Linked DNA regions of Homo sapiens: region 2 is linked to region 1. A link is a loop called in an ENCODE intact Hi-C map of the cell type or tissue named here. Cell type or tissue: dorsolateral prefrontal cortex. All regions are shown on one strand. Each heading gives the region's core, and the rest is flanking DNA. Links, peaks and the distances in the headings are about the cores only. Region 1 overlaps LOC105369896 (a long non-coding RNA gene). Region 2 overlaps LINC01619 (long intergenic non-protein coding RNA 1619).

Region 1 (11,323 bases), core at 3,862-6,361:
TTTAACCAATGCTTACTGAACTTTTCCTGTTTGTAATATACTTTGCATAACACAAAGTTGAAGAAAAATAAGATGCTTGTCCTAGAGGAATTTGCAGTCTAGTGAAGAAGAAAGACGAGAACATAAATAACAGTAACGCAAAACCTGAAATGATTAATTGGCTCACAAGAGTCATAAACAAAGAGTTCTGACTGTACTGAGAAGGCAATTAATTTAAATCAGGTAATTGAAGAATACTTCAGACCAGCATTGAGTCATAGTCTACCAGAAAGAGAATATTAACAACTCTCTGGACATTTCTTCTGCTCTATGGGTAATTTGGAGCTGGGGTACAGAGGATTATTCTGGTTCTTCGACCCCTGCATAACAGCATTTGTGTGCTTTGGAGAGTCCAGAGCTTAAAGGTAGTTTTATGCTCAAGGATTCTTCTCATACATCTTCACTCACTGTTAGAGGTCCCTCTCGCTCCCACCTCACCCCATCCATCAGTCATTATCTGCTATTCTAAAGCTTATGCATTTCAGAATCTAGGTCAGTCCTTCTCTTGCCATCTTGTCTTTTGGTGGTGGTGGTAGTATGTGTTTGTTTCTCTCTGTATTTTTTGTGTGTGTGTTTCCATTAGCTCTTTTTTTCCCCACCTGAAAAATTGATTTCAAATTTTGAAGAAGTTGGTGCTTGGCATTTTCTGCTAACAACACTTTGGTCAGAAGCCTTTGGAAAATGAAATGTTCACATGACAGAAAAGGAACATGAGATTTCCTTTAAAAATATGAAAACCTTAAATGTATATTACAAAGTGAAAGAAGCCAATCTGAAAAGTCTACATACTGTATGATCCCAGCTCTGTGACATTCTGGAAAGACAAAACTATGGAGACAATAAAAAAAAAAAAAAAGAAAAAAAAATCAGTGCTTGCAGAGGTTAGGGTGGGAGGATGCAATGAATACACAGAGTATAGACAATGTTTAGGGCTGTGAGACTATTCTATATAACACTACAAAGATAGAAACGTCATTATACATTTGTCCAAACCCATAAAATATGCACCAAGCTTGAACCCTAATGTAAACTATGGACTTTGGGTGATCATGATGTATTAATGCAGGCTTACTAATTGTAGCAAATGTAATAATACTCTGGTGGGGGATGCTGATGGTTCGGGAGGCTGTAGCGGAAAGGGGTACAAGGGAACTCTGTACTTTCTACTTAATTTTGCTATGAAACTAAAACTTCTCTAAAAAATAAAGTCTGTTCAAGAAGCTAAAAAATTAGTATGCACTGTTCTCTCTGCCCCACTTCTCACAAATTAGTGATTGCTCTCACACTCACCTAGTCACAGTACTATCTTCTGATTGTGTATGAGTCTCTGTTGTCTGTCAACCTGGGTAAGTGAAATTGTCTTTCACTTGGCAGAACATAAGTGGTAAGGAAAATCTTTGACTATCTTGGTCCACATGAAAAAAAAAAAAGATTCACTTGATTTTGCTTCCTACAATAAGTATTGTGCCTTGATGTATACTTCAAAGAGACATGGCACAGATAGAGAAAGGGCAAAAAGAAAGAAAAAAAAATCAATATGGGAAAATATCATTTCTGATTGCTGTGAACCATTTCAATGTTCCCTATTTGTTTTATCAATCAAAGAAAGACTCTGATGGTATACAGGCTTATTCAGCACCATAGAAAATGTGTGTTTATGATGTCCAGAGAAGACAGTGTGTCCTGGCCAGTCACCATGGTAACCTCTAAAAGCAAAGATTATGTCTGATTAGGTTGCCCTTCTCAGGAGGAACTGACCAGAAAAAATCTTTTGAAAAGTTTAAAATGAAAGGTAGGAAGATACTGGTACTAATTTTGCACAGCTGTTCTCCTCCCTGACTCCCTTAATAAGAGTGACTCACGCTATTTTCTAGAACCTTTTTTCAATCCCATAGAGAGCTTCCAAAGACATCCTCCCCTTGTTGAAAATGTACCTCAGCTCAGTCCTTTGTGGTTATTGTCACCACAGCCCATAATCAGAATTCCTGATACCTTTGTGATTGCCTGTAAAGAGATTAATGAATGTTCCGAAAGAAACAATTAAGGAAATAAAAGAAGTGAAACATAATCTGCTCTGAAAAAGTTGTGAAAGGAAGCAAAAGCTCAATCATGCCTCTCCTTCAGTGATTTGGAAGGCGAGCAAACGCCAGCAAGGTGGAAATATTGAAGAAGCCGGAAGACTACTTAATGTCATAGTTAATTTGTGGAAGTTATTAGTGCTCTTTGTATTAAAAATAATCCTTTTTGAGCAAGATTTGTGTTTTTCTCAAGCTTCTACAGCTAATACTAGTGCCTTTAAAGCAGAGGGTATATCAGCTATTCTGCTTTCGATTTCATTTTTTACACAATGTAATAAGTGAAATTATTGGGGAGTTACTAACATAAAGAGAAGTATCAAGTAGAGGAAATGATAGGTGTACTCCTACTTAACTGAGATGGTATATTCTTACTGGACTGATAGAATATTCTAGACTGGCAATATAATTTATGTAAAGTCTGCAAAATATTTGCAAACTTTTTGGTGTTTAATAGACCTAAAAAATGGGTGGCATTAAATGTCACTGTAATCATTTACATGGTAAATGTGATTATTTATTCAATTTATTGCATTAAAAAATCTGCATTTGAGCAAAAGATAAAAGCTAAGAGTCATTCTTTTCTCTCTTTTTATTGAAAGTAAATAGCTTTTTAAATTATACATGATTATTATAATAAATCTGTGGGAAATGTGGTAATATATATACAATTAAAACTGCACAACCCCTTTGCCTACAGGTTGATTTCCACGTGTACATGAAAATGTGTTAGATGATTCTCATTGAAGCAAAAGATACAAAGCTATATAAATGCCCTCTGTGGGCACCAGGTTTAAAAATTATGATGTATCCATATGATGTAACACAATGTTGTTTTCAAAAAGAGTGAGAACCTGCTATATAGGTCAATAAGGAATATTATCCAAATATCTTAAATGATGATGCAGCAAATACATAATGTCTATGATGTGTCAGATATATTCTAAATGCTTTTTGTGTATCAAATAATTTGATCCTCACGACAACTCCATTAAGTAAATACCCTTATAAGTCCCATATTATAGAAGAGTAAAGAGAAGCACAGAAAAGTTAGGTAACCTGCCCAAGGTAACACAGCTAGCAAAGGGTAATGACAGGTTTTGATCCCACAGTCTGACTTCAGAGTCTGCTGAGTAATACTGTAAAGCAACTGTCAGAACAGTGCGTGTAATATATTGCTAGTGTATGATTAAAAGAATATACATATACATACACACATACATATAAATACATACATATATATACAGTTGATCCTCATTATTCATGGGTTCTTCTACTTGCTAAGATATATTTGTATTAATAACTCCAAAATCAATACTTGCAGAACTTTCTAGGTTAAAGAAGGCAATGCTCTGCCCTCTTATTTCAGCTTCCATACTATAAACAAGTGTCCTTTTCATGGTCTATTTAGTGCCAAATGTTTCTCATTTTTGTGCTTTTTTGCTGGTGATTTTACTGTTTAAAATTTCCCCCAAGCATAGTGTTGAAGTGCTGTCTACTGTTCCTAAGCACAAGAAGACTGTAATGTGCCTTATGGTGAAAATATATGTGATAAACTTTGTTTGGGTATGAGCTATAGTGGCTGTGAGTTTAATGTTAATGAATCATAAATAAGATGCCTTCATACACAAAAACACACAAAACAAAGTTACGTATAGATCAGATGATGACACTGTTGTGACCAAAGGCTTTCAGAAACCTAACTCTGTATTTCCCATAGGAGCAATGGTACAGTAGTGACTAATTCAGTGTTCACAAAGACTATAGAACACACCTACTGAAAACAAACATTTTATATTTTTATATATATATATATATGTATGTATATATTGCCTAGCAAAATCTTACAAAAATGATGAACTATAAACTGTGGGTGTCTTTGAGAGGGAAATTAAGGTACTGGAGTTCAGAAATGGAAGATTTACCTTTCACCTTAAGAAATTTTATCATGTATATTCTTCATGAAAATATTTTTATGTAAACCGTACAGAGAAAGAAAAAGTTTTCCAAACTTCTGCCTAATCCCAACTTCCTGCAAATAGTTTCATAAATAATTTTTAGGCTTTTAAAATACAAATAGAAATATATTATTATATTCTATAGCATCTTTCTTTTTGAAACTTTATATGCTGAACTTCTAAATCAAAACATAAATGACTACCTATTTCTCCCTTTCTATGTCCCACCAAAAAGAAATAAAGCCCCACAGTCTCACACTAAGAAACAGAATCATGGATTTCTTTTTCCAGACTGTCCACCTACGACTGGCATTTCTGCAAGAGTCCTGTAACAACATTTTGAAGATAAAATCATGCCATGACTCTGAAATTGGAAGTACAGAACATATAAGAAAATAAATCAAGAAATGAGGGGAATCTCCCGAAAGGTTTTGCTAATTTTTATATTTTCACTTCTTAGCTCCAACCAGAGAATTTTTATTACAATAGAAGAGAAAATAATTTACTCCAAGTCAGTCACATATTAAGCATTTTCTAGATTTTACTTGGTCTTCATACTACTAAAAGGTGATATAATTATTCCTATTTACTGATAGAGAAAATAGGCTCTGAATGATTAGGCAGCTTTCGCAAATCAAATCATTCATGTCTCTTGAAAGCAAGATAAGGAGCCCTTTCCTATGCTCATCTTCAGGTGAATGTCCATAAATATTTTTGTACCAATTCTAATATTTGACTGTCATATCTGCAGGTTACTGGACCACTTTTTATTGTGATACTTAATTTATACAACATTAAATGGCCTCCAGTGTCCTCAAAGACTGCCTAGCAGATGTAATGTGGATATCCCAGAACACAATAATTAGACTTTTAGAGTCACAAACACACACCGCTCATTATATTAGAAACTGAAACTCTAACCATTTCAGTACTGCTCTTCACGAGGGTTAAGATATTGATTTTGTTGTTTAAAAAAACAAAAACAAAACAAAGCAAAACAAAACAAAAATGACCTCCTTAAGATACTGACACCTAGGTTTAAAGGAAAAAAGTGCTGCAAACTTAGAGCTACTTAAGATAATGGCTTCTAGAACTGAGTTAAGTTGAATACAAATGAAGTCAAGGAACAGTTCTCAGGATCGTGCTGTATTTAAATTAGACCTACTGGCATATTTAATGTTTGAATTGTAATACGCACTGATATCCTCTAGAGGGAGAATGAAACAAGAATAGGCAAATTATTTATTTTAAAAAGTGGGTGAATTTGAATAATCCTGAAAATTGTCCCGTAACAGAAAGAAGTCATTTAACCAAATCTGTCATAAACAAACCACAGACTGGTTAATTTTATTGTGGTATATTTTCTAAGTAGCTGAATTAGCTTCTATAATAAAGACCCTATTTTTAGTTTTCTATTAATTTTGAATTAGAAAAAAAAGCTACATGCACACACCCACAAAATTTCACCCACTTTACTACTTATAAATTGCAAAAACGTCTATATTATAGCGTAGATAATGACCTGCTTAAAACACTTTCTAAAAACTGTGCATTTCATTCTTAGTATTCATAAAATAAACACAATGCCCATCTACCCAAATATAATGTGACACAGCCTAAGAAAAGGAGGCATTCTGCAAAGCAAATTACCAAAGGCTACATAAAATACTTCATAAGGTTAAATATCAGAATAATTATTCCTCTTCCCGTCACAATTTTCTTAGGATGGTCAATGTTCTGCTAAAATCATCCAATCTTTTAACGTTTGGAGACCCAGAGAAAAAGCACCAAAATAAGTGTTTATGTGCATTGTACAAGAACTGAAATCCAGGTAGCTTCACTGTTATTACAGAATCTGAAGAAATAAACATCCCACAGAGATGAGATCACTATCTCCAGAAATAAAGGTTTCCAAAAGAAAAACAATTGTGAAAGGAAATTATCCTCTTTACTAACAATATGGTGATCAGCCATTCCCGCTTTCTCCTGATGATGAGGTGATGTCACCGGTCAGAAGCACTGGCCTATTTTCTGTACTGCCTATGGTGGGTTGGATTGGATGAAAATAAACATCTTACATAACAGGCCGGCTGTGCTCTCTGTCTTTTTTTTTTTTTTTTTCCAAAGAGATTTTCCCAGCATGAATTCAGTGTGTACAATTAACATTGGCCAAATTTCAGCTGAAAAATCTGTTAGGTTTATAAGCAGATTCACAAATACAGCTTATGTATGCTGCCTCCCATTCCTCTACTAGCCTAGCTCCTTTTTACGCACACACACACACACACACACACACACACACACAGGCACACACACAACACCACCACCATCACCACTGACATCACCTCACCCCCACCACCTCCACCCCTCCTGTAATCAAAACAGCTTTCTACCAACAGAAAAGGGACAACAGGCAAGTTAAAATTGAAATTGGTCTTTGAACAGCAGAAACAAAATAGAAGATTGCAGATTAGAGCCATTGTCTTGTCCCAGTAATATAAACCAGACCCCCCTCAGTGCTTATTTTCTCAGAATTGAAGAAGATAAATCAAAGATTATGAGCCTAACCAAAAAGAGGCATCCTTATGCTAGTGGCTTTTACAGTCATAAAAAGAGCAAAGCCAGAAGTGAGTATTTTCAATTGTCATTTGTAATAATTAGTAAAAATACTGCAGTTTTCTGTCATAAATCCTGTTGTACGTGGAGGGATTTATTAATCTTTAAGCTTTGGTATTTATTGTAGACGCTACTTATACAGAGGAAACATAAAACTAAAGGACTCAGCTTGATTTTCCTAATTCCTGAAGGTAGAATAAAATCAGAGATGCCAAAGATCTGAAAGAAACATGTGCTTGAACAGCCTGGATAGAAGCTCATTTAAAATCAGCAATATAATTCACAGTGGGGTTTGGATGGAATACTTTAACTGACCTAGTGGTCTTAGTTTCAGAGAAAATCCGTCATACAGTCTAAACTTAGTAAATATCTGAATATCTATCATATGCCTAACAAATGGCAAATATTGATTAACTTAAATATTATAGAGTTGAACTTAGATGATGAGATAATTCTTTGCATTGTTAAGCAATAAAAAACATTACTAATTTGTAGGCCAAGACAGAAAAATGATTCAGAGTGAATGCAAAGGAGATGATGAATTAAGATGATCTGATCCTTCCTGTCATAAAAAATAATCACCATTTTTCTAACCCAAATAAGAGCCACACTGAAAAGGGCTGAAATGCAGCTCTCTTTTACTTGGTGCATATACTTAATGTCAAGTCAAGAAAGCCAGTCCTGTACCTGTATATGCCTTACTGTGTATCCATTTACAGTTGCTGATCTATGTTTACAGGCTACTCTATCTCTTAGAATGTGCTTCAGTATGTTATATATGTACTTAATATATACCAGTAATACCCATTTGTTTGAAGATAGAATATGCATGTGAAGAATTAGCTGTAATATTTTGGAAATATAATTAAATTTGCATTCTAAATACTTGCATTTAAATCTCAGCTTTGATTGTTACTGACAGTAAAACCTTAGACAATTAATTGTGCTTCTCTAATCTTCAGCTCCCTCATCTGTAATGTGAAGACAATTATGTTTTTAAGAGATGTTGGGAGGAAAGAAAGAAAACACGTACAATGGATCCAACACAGTGCACAGCAAATAGTTGAATATCCATGTATGTGTGTATATGTATGTGTATATATACATAACTTTGAATGATCAAAGCAATATATATTCATTGAGTAATTTTGCAAGGAAGCAATATTGAATTATTTAACATTTAACAATAAAGGAAAAATATAGCTTTTTAATTTCTTAGAACAATTACTTATTTACTTGACTTAAAGGATGATAATGACCCATAATTTTTGTATATGTATAGTTATTTGCATTGAATGGGTAGTATTCAAATTAATTTTCAATTGTTGAATCAAACAAATATGTTTGAATGCTTATTTTATGTTTAATAACAGAAGAGGGGAAAGAATTATTTCAGCAGTTTATTGTCTTCCAGGAGATTTCAAAGTTTTGGGAGAGATGATACATTAAAGAAACACTTATAAGACACTTAGTAATTATCTTATTATATCAGATGTAAGTGTTCTAGGAGGCAAAAAGAAATGTTGGTAAATTAAGAACAGTTACTGCTTTTATGTGCATTTATAAAATGGCAAAAATCTGTTTATTTTATGAAAGAAAATTCTTTATGAATATCTAATATGAAATTATGATCTCTTGAAATATCTTCTATACATTTAGGAGAATAATGTTTCTTGAAGTAAGTATTTTTTGACAGTGCTAAAAAACTCAAATCTCAGTAGGTTTACAGTTGAAAATAATTTAAAAGAAACAGCAAAAAAGATGAACATCTTCAGAGAAATATACTTGTAACAAGTTAATATCTTTAAAAACTACATATACAAAATAGTAATGTATAGAACATATTTTCAAGTTATAGTTCTGTGAGAAAATTAAAAATGTGGAATCACGGTCCTTTTTTTACAAGCTTTGAATTACCATTTTTAAAACTGGTGGTGAAAGCTGATTGATTTTACTAGAGTTTTAGTTTGCTATTTTTGAGAAAATTCTGACTGAAGGAAATATAGGTTTTATATACTCTGGACAAGAAGGAAGAAACCCAGCTTTTTCTTTGTGTAGAATCTCAAGTCCAGATGCTGTTTTTTTTCTTCATGAAAATTCATAGTGTATCTATTATAGCTTCCTAATTAAAGTCACACATGTATGAATAATGTTTTGAAAATCAGTCACTATCCACTTTACATATGTTAACATATATTATGTTTTAGAGTCATTTTTTGCCAAAGAGCTCAGGGTGCTACATAACTTACATGAAGTAGCAGTACTACTAATGTTTTGCTCATTGATTAGCTTCAGGAATTTTATAATGATGAAAAGTGAAAAAGCTAGAGTTTAATATTTTCTAAAACCCAATTAAATTCTGTGACTATAAAAGTGTTGTTTCATTTTCTTATGCTTCCAAAAAGCTGTACCTTTTAATTAATTCAACAAATATAATTTTTAAATATCTAGTTAATGCCAGTCACTCTTGAAAACATCTGGACTATATCTGTGAAGAAAGCTGACAAAAACGGCCGAGCGCAGTGGCTCACTCCTATAATACAGGCACTTTGGGAGGCCGAGGCAGACAGATCACCTGAGGTCAAGAGTTCAAGACCCGTCTGGCCAACATGGCGAAACCCCGTCTCTACTAAAAATACAAAAATTAACTGGGGGTGGTGGTGAGTGCCTGTAATCCCAGTTACTCAGGAGGCTGAGGCTGAGGCAGGAGAATCGCTTGAACTCGGGAGGTGGAGGTTGCAGTGAGCCGAGACTGGCCACTGCACTCCAGCCTGGGTGACAGAGCTAGACTCTGTCTCAAAAAAAAAAAAAAAAGAAAAAAGAAAAAAGAAAAGAAAGAAAGCTGACAAAAATATTTCTACTCTAGCTTCCATCCTGGATCAATGGTAAGTTAGAAATACAACAAATAAGTTAATTGTATAACATATTCGAAATTGTATAACATATTCGAAATTGTATAACATATGTAACAAAACTGCACATTCTACACATGTATCCCAGAACTTAAAGTATAATAAAAAAAAAAAGAAAAGAAAAGAAAAGAAAGAATTGTGGTGAAGAGCCGTAGAATAGGGTGAATGGTTGGAGAAGGAAGTGTTATTTTAAATGAAATCTTCAGGGTTCGCCTGATTGAGAAATTAACATTTGAACAAAGATGTAAAGGAAGTGAGAGAGGTGAGATTTGAATGTTTTACTGCTATTAAACAGCGCGGTATCAATTATCAGGAGTCTGGCTCAGTCACTAACTGAAATTGGTGATTCTGGCCAAGTATTTTACTTCTTTACCTGTAAAACAAACACAATAAAAATATCTACTCAAGATTGAGGAGAGGGAATATAAGACCATTTATTGCACAAATACATTGCTCATTGCCAATGGGGGCTAGGCACGCAAAATGAACAGTACACAATCTCGTCCCTTCAGGAACTCATGTTCATTTCAATAATGATTACACGCCAGCAATGAACAATGACAGTGTATTGCAAGGCTTTTTGGAGACTGTCATGTATTTTGCAATTGAATGGATATTGGAATGCAAAATTGCCTTTCTGATTTGTCCTTCTCTTAGAGCTGTGTATCACTGAATCTGACTGACTGGATCTTCTTAAAGCTTCTCATTGGCTGTCTCTCTCTTTCTGTAGCTTCTCCTACCTCTCAGTCACTCATTCTCTATTTAATTCACTGACTCTTCTTATTCTTTCAGATCCTTTATAAATAATATACCTTAAGAATTCTTTCTCAGTCCTCTTTGTATTTATTTGTGCATGCTCTCTGTGGATAATTGAAATGTTATTGATTTTAAATATCAGCTCTAAAGACACAGCTACCTCTCCATCTTACCCAAATTCTTAATTGAGATGTAAGACAAGTCTGCAGATAGAGAATAAAATAACTTTTATATTGCTACAGTTAAGAAGGAGGACTCAGCTTTATATGGGGAGCAAATGAGTCAGCTAAATGGCCCTCGCAATTCCCTGCCCACTTACCACAGTTGGGGACCATGTCAAGTCTCTCCATTTTGAGTATCCTCCTGGGACCCCAGCAGGTAGTGTCAATTTGATCTGTAGCCTCTGTACCAACAGCAAAAATTTTGCTCTGTATTCCTTTGTCCATCCCAAATTATGTTCAGCCATGTTGTGCAACCTAGCATGTTGGGGATTCTCCAGTAAAATTAAAGAACCACGTTAGGATACCCATATGATAAAAAAAAAATAAAGATTATCTAGTAAAAAATTTAACCCCAATAGATAATCAAAATGTGAATATAAGCTCCCTGACATTATAAAATTACCAGAGAGAGGCTGAAGATTCAATAAAATTTCAATTTCAATAGAATTAAAATCAAAATCAAATTCCACATGAATTAAAAGTTCACAGAAAAGAGTCAAAAATTCATCTCTGTATGACCTACTATTCATGGTTGTGGTTGGAGATGTTCTCGATGCCTGGGTAGATTTCAGGCTCCTTTAGAAGTTCAAGCCTAGGGTGGCATGGATATGGTTCTTTCATATATCAGAATTTTATGCCTCATTTTTTAATGTAGAGATTATTTATTATTTATGTTTCCACTGAGGAGTGATTTACAAATAGTGTCATGTGCAGATGTTAAGTGTACAATTCAAGCAGTTTTGACA
Region 2 (11,323 bases), core at 3,647-6,146, 450 kb after region 1:
ATTTTTAGATACCTTGAAATTTGGCATCAGCTTAACTTGAATCATCTGGCTCGAGGCAGGAACAGGAGTGAGAGATGCTGAAAAACCTACTCCACCTACCAGTGATGTACACTTCTATGGTCGATGGCTAGTGCTAGCCAGTTGTGAGATTTTAAGGCATTTAATTTTAAGGGATTTCTTTTCCTAGGCCTAAGTTTTCTCATGTAAACAATGAAAAACATGGAATAACTTGCCTGGTAAATCTCTTGCAGCAGCAGAATTCTCTGTGCCTTTTAGTTCTCATTTTTATTATTTACCCCAAAATCTAGATAAGACTCAACATATGTTCCAAGGACAGAGACATCTGTCATGACTGTAATATGCACAGCAAAAGAGGCCCCAACTAACGTCCAAAAGTACACATGAATCACACCTGTATCAGAACATGAATCGTGATTGAGAGAAAAATGGTCTAGCTGAGAACCCAAAAGTCAGATATACAGACTTCAAGTTGTTAAAAACATTAAATATGTAAATATTCCTTTTTATTTATTTTTTTACAAAATACTGTTGTCTATATAGTGATCAGATTTCCTGAATTTACATAAACAATGACATTGCAACTATGAATATGTTTCCTTACAGGGTGTGAAAGAAGAGTCATCATTCCTTCAATCTAAAAGGATTACATCAATTCAGGTAAACCATATTTTATGATATGCATTTATTACATACAATGTGATAATACTAACTCTACCCTTAACTCTAATGTGGGAAATCCCTAAAATAAAATGTCATAAGTTAACTTATATTCTTAGGCTTTACATTTTAACTGCAGAGATGGAATTCATGGTGGAAGCAATAATTGTTGCCCATAAATGAGAACAATTTACCTGAATGAGTACGGAAACACCTCTTTTAAAATCATATACTTTATAGAAAACATAACTTTCTAATAAAGTGTTAATTTTTCTTTGTACTGATTAAAGTATTGAACAACAGTTTCATAATGCAGTTCCAGAAAATGGAGTGACTGCCAATTAAAAATGTGGGAAGAGAAAGTCTCCATCTCCCTGAAGGAACATACAGAGTCCTTTTAAGATAAGTACATTTAAAGAAAATCGTTATGCACAACACTAACTTCATTGTAGGTTTTTGGCTCTCTTTCATATGACTATGTCTTTGCAGATGCCTTTAGTACCAGTGGGGAGTCTATACTGGAAATGCATTCTTCGCCACTTGGCAGAGTATTCACAGTAAATGAATATCAGAGCTAGGATTTTGTTGTTAGTTTTTTATCTGTGGCTGGCTAAAAAGACAGACTTTTACCTACAGGTTGGATTATACTAAACAAAAAGAAGGATAAGCAGATTTTCTTTTAAGGCAAGACCAAAGGAAGGAAGGAAGACCAAATCAAATTTTCATTTTGAAACAATGAACAATAGCAGACAAGTTGGTTAGCAGGGACACTACGTTTAAATATTTGTGTGTGTTTGCATGTGGGGGGGTCTGTGTGTCTCAAAATAGGAGCAGAAGGGCAGACTGAACACGTGTTCTTTCCCACCCCAATTACTCTGATATGATCAAATAAATAAATACATTCGTAACGCACTAGAAAACAAGAAAGGGTGGTGTCAACATCAAAGATGTTGAGATATTTATAAAAGATATAGAGCAGATAGGATTGAATTCTTCATAAAAAAAAAGACCAGAAAAAAACACATAGGAGAGAGAGAGTGCAGAGATGAGAGTGCTTATGGGAACTTCAGGCAGCCTTAGGAGGTCAAGGAGCAATTGTCACAGTGATTAACTGGGGCAGTGCATTTAGAGGGACTAGGCTGATCAGCCAGCCCCCCTACCTCCTGACTAAGCTGAGCAAAAGAGAGCAGGAATTGCCCTCAGGCTAAACAGATGAGCATGGGCTCTGAGACCAAAGAGATGGGACAATTCATTGTCACAAGTAGCTAGTGATACCCTTGAGACCAGCTGAAACCTCCTCCTAGCAGAATGCCCTGTCCTGTCCCCACGATCACTGCAGATAAACTCCTGTAATCCGAATCAATTTCTACTAAAATGTGAACAAGTTATTCAAATATGTATGCCAACAAAACTAAGATTCCAAGATAAAGAAAAATGTGGGATATAAGAAAGCATGATAAGAAAAAAATATATATATAGTTAAGTTTAAATCTTTTTTCTTTAATTTCAGCTTTTATTTTAGATATGAGGACGGGAGCTACATGTGTAAGATGTGTACACATAAATGTGTACATTATATGTGTACACATAAATGTGTACATTATATGTGTACACATAAATGTGTACATTATATGTGTACACATAAATGCTGATGAACTCTATAGTCAAAAACTAATTATAGTTGGAGGCATATTTTAAGAATTTAAAAGTAAAACTTCTGGTTAAACTTAATGGATTAAGTCTACATATTTACTTTATTTTATTTTAGAGTGCTACTAAAAACTTAAAAGTAAATTAAACAGGCCAGGCGTGGTGGCTCATGCCTGTAATCCCAGCACTTTAGGAGGCCAAGTCGGGCGGATCAGGAGGTCAGGAGATCAAGACCATCCTGGCTAACACGGTGAAACCCCGTCTCTACTAAAAATACAAAAAATTAGCCGGGCATGGTGGTGGGTGCCTGTAGTCCCAGCTACCCGAGAGACTGAGGCAGGAGCATGGCGTGAACCCGGAAGGTGGAGCTTGCAGCGAGCTGGGATTGCGCCACTGCACTCCAGCCTGGGCTACAGAGCAAGATTCTGTCTCAAAAAAAAAAAAAAAAAAAAAAGGAAATTAAACACGTACACAGGTATGCACACACATACAAAGAGACATTTTAAACCAATAAAAGCTAAAAGAATGGGAAAGGAAATGACAGCAAATGAAGTGTGGTAAAAAGAAAAGAAAAGAAAAAAGAAATGAAAGAATAAAGAAAGCAGCTGTGTAAGTGGTAACTGATTTGCTAAATCTGAAAAGGCTAAATTTTATGCCTGAAGAGAGGCATGCCAACAGGAAGCAAGACAATTTGTGCAAAAGAAACCCAGAATGACTTAGGAATTGGAGGCTCTGAGTATCTCTGAAGGTGAGGGTAAAGGGTAGAACTGAAGAATGAACTCTTAGAAGGAAGTTTGACTACTGTAATCCCAGCACTTTGGGAGGCTGAAGTGGGTGGATCACTTGAACTCAGGAGTTCGAGACCAGCGTGGGCAACATGGCGAACCCCCGTCTCTACCAAAAATACAAAAATTAGCCAGGCGTGGTGGCATGCGCTTGAGGTCCCAGCTACTTGGGGGGCTGAGGTAGGAGGATCACTTGAGCCAGGGAGGCAGAAGTTGCAGTGAGCCAAGATCTCACCACTGACTGTACTCCAGCCTGGGCAACAGAGCCAGATCCTGTCTCAAAAAAAAAAAAAAAAAGAAGAAGAAGAAGGAAGTCTGACTAAATAAAAAACAATCAGACCCCCAAGTGTCCTCCCTTATTCCAATATCTAGGTGATTACCTCTAACTAAGCTGAGAAGACAGAAAAGTAATGATTCTGGAGAAATTAAATCTGAGAAGCTCTGAGCTCCAGGAACAGGAAGCACAGCTAATAGATTAAATGAAATCCTATGGAAAGAACTCCCGCTAGCCGGGCATGGTGGCTCAGGCCTGTAATCTCAACACTTTGGGAGGCTGAGACGGGAAGATGTCTTGAGCCCAGGAGTTAGAGATGAGTCTGGGCAACATAGTGAGACCCCATCTCTACTAAAAATTAAAATTAAAAAAAAAAAAACGGCCAAGTATGATGGTGTGTATCTGTAGTCTCAGCTACTTGGGAGGCTGAGGTGGCAGTATTGCTTGAGCCCAAAAGGTTGAGGCTGCAGTGAGCCATGTTCATACCACTGCATTCCAGCCTAGGCAACAGATCCATGGACACATAAAAAAAAAAATGGCCTCCCAGAACCCTCCAAATTTGACGGTGGGATTATTATTCCTATTTCACCCAAGACAGGAGACTAGAGAAGTCCTCTCTGAGGAAACCATCCTGTCTAAGAGACAGAACTACTGTTGAGTTTGAATTCAGTCTGTACACACAGTCTTCTTGAATGATTTGTTTATGACCAGTGCGTTCTGAGAGTCCTGGTACCTCTCTGAATGAATGATACCTATGCCATATCAGCCTTGGGGGCCCCCAATTAATGAGTTAGTTACTAGAAAACTCAGCAGTCAATAAGACTCAGCCTCATACACAGAGCATTTGATCAGCTATTTACAGTATCATTCTTATTGTGAAGAGTCAACCAAAGATTACCAGGTATTAAAGTACGCCACCAAGATGAAAAGCAAAGACATAAATAAATAAATAAATAAATAAATAATATAACTCGGAGGGAAAAGAGATAATTCAAAGGGCAGAATAAAACTCTTAAAAAGTTACACTTTCAGGGAATGCTTACATACTATTGGTGGGAATGTAAATGAGTACAACCTTCATGAAAAACATTATAGCAATTTCTCAAATAAGTAAAATTAGTACTTTCATTCAATCCAGCAATTTCACTATTTGGTATCTACCCAAAGGGAAAACATCATTATATAAAAAACATACCTACACTCATATGTTTATCATAGCACTATTCACAACAGCAAAAATATGGAATCAACCTAAGTGTCCACCAATGGAGACTGAATGAAGTTATATATATACACACATTTTATATAAATATAAAAAATACATTTTTATATAAGTATATAAAGTATGTATTTATATATGTTTTATATATATATATATATATATATGGCATGGAATACTACTCAGCCATAAAAAAGAATAAAATTATGTCTTTTGCAGCAACGTGGATGGAACTGAAGGCCATTATCCTCAGTGAATAACTCAGAAAGTTAAATACTGCATGTTCTCACTTATAAGTGGGAGCTAAACAATGGGTACATGTGAACATACAGAGGGAAATAATAGACATTGGAGACTTCAAAAAGTGGGAGGGTAGGAGGGGGTGAGGGTTGCAAAACTACATATTGGGTACAATGTTCACTCTTTGGGTGACGGGTACACTGAAAGCCCAGACTTCACCACTTCACATACAATATATGCATGTGAGAAACTTGTACTCCCTAAATATAAATAAATAAATAAATAAATATTATAACCTCAGAGAAATATAAAAAGATATTATATCCACAAAACAAATCAAACAAGAATAAGATGCTATTTTTTAAAGAGACCATGAGAAATATATGAAAGGATTCTTTCTGATTGACCAGAATTTTTTAAGTAGGTAGAATTAGAAACATAAAGTTGTAGAAATTGCCCAGAAATTAGATCGAAATAACAGAGATGGAAAATACAACAAATGGGGGGAAAAAACACAATTATAGGATTATACACAGGAGATCAGAGATCTGAATTATTGTTTCAGAAAAAATAAATTGAGAGGAAAAATATCAATAATACAAGAAAAGGTACCACATAAATGAAAGATTATACACATTAAAACCTTCAGCATGACAGCAAATATCTCAGAGTGACTTAATGCCATACACTGAAGCATGGAGTTTGCTAGTAAAGAATTACAAATACTTACTGACCAAAGATAGTCATGAGCTCAACTGCTTTATGGTAAAATAATTAGCAATTGAGTCTTCCTGCAATTGAGGATGTAATCAGTCATGAGACCACATCATGCCAATTTTCATGACCAGTTGAGTTCAGAAACTTTGTTTCTTTGTGGTTCATAGAAGTATTACTCCTAGATAAGAAGACTACTGTCTTTCGCTTTGAGACGGGAGTCTCTTTTAGAACTCCAAACATCAAATGTTCAAGTCTGAAAGCTCATAACTGTCCAAAAGGAGTTACCCACTAAGTGACTTGAATTACGCCTAGAATTCATTTCTCTATCTGTTCAATTTTCATCCCCCATGAGAATCTTCAATAATGCTAGAGAAATATCTTCAACAACAGCAGCGTGATGACTTGCAAACATTTACTGAGTAGTTCCCATGGAGGCATGAAAATACACTGGAAAGCAGGCTCATCAGATTACAGGGAGAGATGAGCAAAGCAATTTATTTATTTAAACTTTTTATATGAAAAATTTCAAATATATTTTGAAATTTCAAAATTCAAAAAAGAAAAAAGAATATAATAAACTCCATGTACTCTGCTTCAATAATTGTCAACTCACAGTCAAACTTGTTTTATTTACACCCCCATCTAATTCCATTCCCCCCCACACCACTGGATTATTTTGAAGCAAAACCAAGCCATCACATCATTTCATCTTATGTATATCTTCATATGTATATGTATATATGAAGATATACATGAATTTATACATGAAGATGAAATGAATATATATATAGGAATGAATATATATGAAGATGAATATATTTGATATATACATATATAATCAGAAATAAGAACTTTTCCTTAAATCTAAGCACAATTCATTATCATAATTAGAGGTGATTAACAATAATATATAATATTACTAACTATTCAATCACATGTGCATGTGTGTGTGTATGTTTTGGAAACACTATAGGTTAAAACATAGTTGATTGTTTTAATTCTTGTAGTTATTATTATTTTATTGAGGCTCACATCATCTCATCTTTGCCTAGAAAAAGGCTTCCCTAGCTGGCTCCAAAGTGTTTTAGACATAGCCCCAAAAGTCACTGCTAGCTCTCTTGCCCTTCAGTATGATAAATTATTCCAGGTTCATGTTACACAATTCCTGCCCCAGATCTGTGATCAGTTCTCGCCCAAAGATCCCAGGTTCCTTTTAGTGCTCACAGTCTGAGCACTAGATTTTGAACCTAGTAAATGAACCCAGAGATACTCATTTTACCTACCTTGTCATTATTGCTAAGTCTTTTCAGTCAATAGAGCCAGGGAATTTATATTTTTACATTAAAATACATCACAATTTCAATTAATAATTACAATATAATTTAAAGACTAGAAGGTTTCTTTTTGGCTCTGTTTTTGTTTTCTGAGACAAGTTCTGGCCATCACCTAGGCTAGAGTGCAGTGGCCCAATTACAGCTCACTGCAACCTTGAAATCCTGGGCTCAAGCGATCTTTCTGCCTTGGCCTTCTGAGTAGCTGGAACTACAGGCATGCACTACCATGCCCAGCCATTTAAAAAAAAAATCTCTTTTGTAGAAATGGGGTCTTGCTGTGTTGCCTAGGCTAGTCCCAAACTCCTGGGCTCAAGCAATCCTCCCACCTTGGCCTCCCAAAGTGTTGGGATTATAGGTGTGAGCCACCACAGCTGGCCAAGACTACAAGGTTTTTACTTAAACGTTTTTTCTCTTAAATCTAAATTACCTTTCTTCCATACCAAAAATCCTAGTTCCTGATACCAACATAATTTCACTTGCTTTATCCCATAATGCACACAACAGTCTCAAGAAGAACGAGAGAGAGAGACAGAGAGAGAGAAAGAGAGAGAGAGAAAAGAGAAAGAGAGGGAGGGAGGGAAGAAAGGAAGGAAAGAAGGAAAGCAGGAAGGCAGGCAGGCAGATGTAAACAGTAACAACACTATCATCAATAATAATTTTAAAAAACAATGTAAAATTGTTTCACAATTCTTTTTCTTAGGAGATATCTACATACTGTATCATTTGAAATCATTCCTCTCTGTGAGTATGCCACTAATTTGAGACTTAGGTTCATTCATGTCATTTCGCTTTCAAATTTCAGAGATTGCTTTGTTTCATGATTATTTTTTATAGTCGTGTTAAACATTTATATGCTTTTGAATTCAAAACAAAAACAAAATAGATTCAGACATATCTAGCTGTGAATCCTGTCCCCCACCACCTGGTTTCCACCCTCCTCCATAAATAATCGTTTCCTGCAATTGCTTTTAGCATAAGCAAATTTGTATTCAGATTCCTAGTTAAATAGTAGCATGGTGGACACATTTTTTTTCACCATGACTTTTTCTTACTTAGCAGTAAGCCCTAGGGGTTATTCCATAAACTTACTGATTTTTTTTTTTAAAAGTGTGTTACTTACTAGCCCAGGTGAAAAATTTTGTCTATAAAATGGGACCATTAGTAGGCAGCTGCTGGGAAAAAGAAGATTTAATCCAAGAGTATTATTTTTAAAAATATGCAGATTGGGGCTTTATAGTAAACCTTCATAAAATGACTCACCAAATTCACAGCATCGAGCTGGGAAAAATTAGAGTAGGTGGCTTTGCTTCTTACAGGCATACACAGTGTACAATTTTACCATGCAAAATGCTTTTGCTACTACAATTTTCCTTTGCTTTGCCTTTTTGAAAAGTAATGTTCCTTCCTATTTTAGTAGTACCATTTGCATTCCTATTATTCACACTGAACTGTGATTTCCATTTTTATCTTCCGTTTTTTACTTGTTTTCATTCCAGCATTTCTCCTCTTGGTCTTTGCCTTTCCTTTATCTTGCCCTTAAATGGAGGCCTCGTGTGCTATGGGAACAGTGCCATGAATTTTCTAACCATCATGCCAGGCCTCATCCCAATTTAATGATATAAGTTCCCTTGAACCATTGCCAACAAAGCTAGGACATCCCACACACATTTGCTATGGAAACACCTTCATGACTAATGGTCTCTCAAATTAAGGCATCTTAAAGTTAAAGCTAGAAATGGTATTCATTTTTTCAAAACATATTCTGCAGTCAAGGAAAAATATATAGCAGTTCTCTAAAAGTTATGAGTTGCTGTATTATTATAATACCCAGTTTCTCTGAGAGGTAGACTCCTACAAACCCAATCTCAAGGTGTGTGCAAAATGAACGCAAGAATTAGTTGATACTCCTCTGTGTCTTTAACTGAGTAGCCTCTGTTCTCCTCTGCTGTGTGTTTATGAGCTCAGGTCTTTGGATTGTGCCAAGTTCTTTACCTTAGAACAGAAGCAGAAACATTCAAGACCCTGCATGATTTGGATGCTGCCAAATCAGCAGATCACATCCCACCACTTTTCCCTCTCACACTGTCATAGCAAATTACACAGACTTCTTCAGGCCCACCAGGCCACTTTGTGCCTTTGTCCAAGCTATTGCCTCTGTCTAAGAAGACTGTGCTCATTTCCCAGGGGAATCTCTGTTTTATTCTTAAACACCTTGTTCAGGCATCACCTTCTCTAGCACACCTTCTTCTCCTCCCCAGTGAGAGCCGGCCCTTTTCTTTCTTCCATCTTTTCTTATGTATCCATGGATCTGTGACTATCTAGAGGGCAAAATAGATGTTCATTTGTTCCCCACTATGTGGCACCATGCCTGATTAGTACTGGTTCTGCTCAACCATAAATGATGGTTAATTAAATAACGGAATGAGTCAATGGGCATGTGATGTGCTCTCTTAGGTGTAAAAGGGAGACTACACTACCACCTACATACATGTTGCATTGAAATATCTGACTTAGATTTCCTCTGTTTCACATCTCTGTTTGGAAGGAATGGGGTTTTAACACACATCTCTGATTGCTGACCATGATGATTACCATAAAAATGGTGAGCATTATGGCCAGATGGAAATGAGATATGTTGATTAACTTGAATGAAGCAAAGTGGGCTTTGCCACTCTCTGTTCTTTTAACAACCCAGTCTTTAAAATCCATGCAGACGAACATCCCAGGAATCCTTTTCATCTTATATTGGGCTTTCCTATATGATGCCTCAATGCTCCTTACATTGGCTCAGCCTTGGCATATCCTTCTAATTGTCACCTTCCATTCCCTACCCACTGCTCCTAGTTGAAGACTGGCCTGCCCTGGAGTCATGTCTACACATCCTAATGAATGCGTGGCAAAAGTTGCTAATTTGATTGATTAATTTATCCAGCCCAATGAGGCAAGACAAGAGTAGTGACTCCCTGGTTAATTATAGTATGAATAACCTGTGTAAAATTATAGATGGACAGGCCTTATTCTTATGTGTTTCTTTTCAACCGGTCTGGGTTTGACAAAGGATCTCACTGTTCTTATTAAAGCAGTTTCATTATTCCAATGCTAAGGCAAGTTTTGGAACTGCCCAGTGAGAAGCAGAGTCACAGGACATACCTTATGCTCTCTAACAAATGCCATCCAAAAAACAGACACCACTGTTGTCCATCTCCTGGATGACAAAGCAGACACTTTGCAACACAGCAGAGGAGGCAGAAGGGAAACAGCTTCCTTTGCTGGTGACCAGCAGAAGCCACCCCTATTCCACTTATGCCTTTATAATCTCCAAATGCAATGGAATAATTTTGCATCAGGTTCCTGACCACAGAAATGAAACTTTTTTTCTTATTACATTTGTGTGTTTGTGATAGATGTGATTACTAAACACAGGTTTATTCGGAAGTTAACATATCTGTTGCACAAAAAGCCACTTCTCCAGCTCTTACTGAAGGGGTCATTGAGAAGTCAGAAATTCCAGTTCCTAAAAAGCTGGATGACTTTACTAATGCTGTCTTTTCTCAGTATCAGGCTTTATTACACCTTTTCCCAGAAGCCACTCTTCGTTTCCTAACTCTATCACAGCAGGGTTCAACAGAGTAGCTTTCTCCTATGCTAAACAAATGATTTTTTGAGATTTCTTTTCCACTCACTAAGCTTCCAGTACTATCTAAGTTTGCCAAATATCTCAAAGGAATTAAAGATCTAATTTAAGAGAAGATGGCAAGTGCCTTCTCAAAGAAACCGGGAGTACCCATCCTTAATGGTAAGAGTGACAAAGGAGGAAGCAGCAGTGGCCCATTTCCTCAGCCTCACTGAGCAGCATCTATGAAAAATGAGCTCAGCTGTTAACAGCCCGGGAGGGACTGCTATCTACCACATCACAGTCAGTTGAGAAGAACAGGATGTTCTGAGTACAGCATGAACCTCAAAGCTAGAGTCAAAAACCATATTTCCCAGGCAAGTGTTTACCTTTGTCTTCAATCTTCAAGAGAGAACGTTTCTGTTCTATGAAGAGTTAAGAAAACCCTGCCTGAGAAAGGAGCAGTGCAGAACTGATACACCTCTTTATTTTCACCTTATTAATGAAAAGAAAGCTCACTCTGGGTTGATAACAACATACCAATATAGGAAGAGTGCCAAAGTAACCCTGGCACTCTTCCTATATTCTTTTTTTTTATTATTGTATTTTAAGTTCTGGGATACCTGTGCAGAATGTGCAGGTTTGTTACATAGGTATACAAGTGCCGTGGTGGTTTGTTGCACCCATCAACCTGCCATCTACATTAGGTATTTCTCCTAATGCTATCCCTCCCCTGGAACCCCCACCCAATGTCAGGCCCCAGTGTGTGATGTTCCCCTCCCTGTGTCCATGTGTTCTCATTGTTCAACTCCC

The links. A loop is a pair of places that touch in the nucleus more often than their neighbours do. Peaks named below come from ENCODE experiments on the same cell type or tissue, not always from the same donor. Only the 100,000 strongest peaks of a DNase experiment are listed, where the experiment ranks them.
Region 2: it touches region 1 in a loop (3-fold over the local background); 2 of 110 quality-filtered maps call a loop at or near these places.

What each region holds. Positions count from the first base shown.
Region 1 is chr12:91,572,814-91,584,136 of GRCh38, forward strand. The region is part of intron 1 of LOC105369896 (a long non-coding RNA gene); the gene reads right to left. Among named protein-coding and RNA genes, the nearest start is that of LINC02823, 250 kb to the left of the region's middle. In dorsolateral prefrontal cortex, for the core only: CTCF peaks have their summits at 5,299 and 5,500; a DNase peak (open chromatin) is centred at 6,068; H3K4me3 peaks cover 1,387 bases; H3K27ac peaks cover 989 bases.
Region 2 is chr12:92,020,013-92,031,335 of GRCh38, forward strand. All of the region lies in intron 1 of LINC01619 (long intergenic non-protein coding RNA 1619), which reads right to left. Among named protein-coding and RNA genes, the nearest start is that of LINC01619, 120 kb to the right of the region's middle. RefSeq lists an enhancer at 1,552-2,085. In dorsolateral prefrontal cortex, for the core only: no CTCF peak of the experiment used is centred there; no DNase peak of the experiment used is centred there.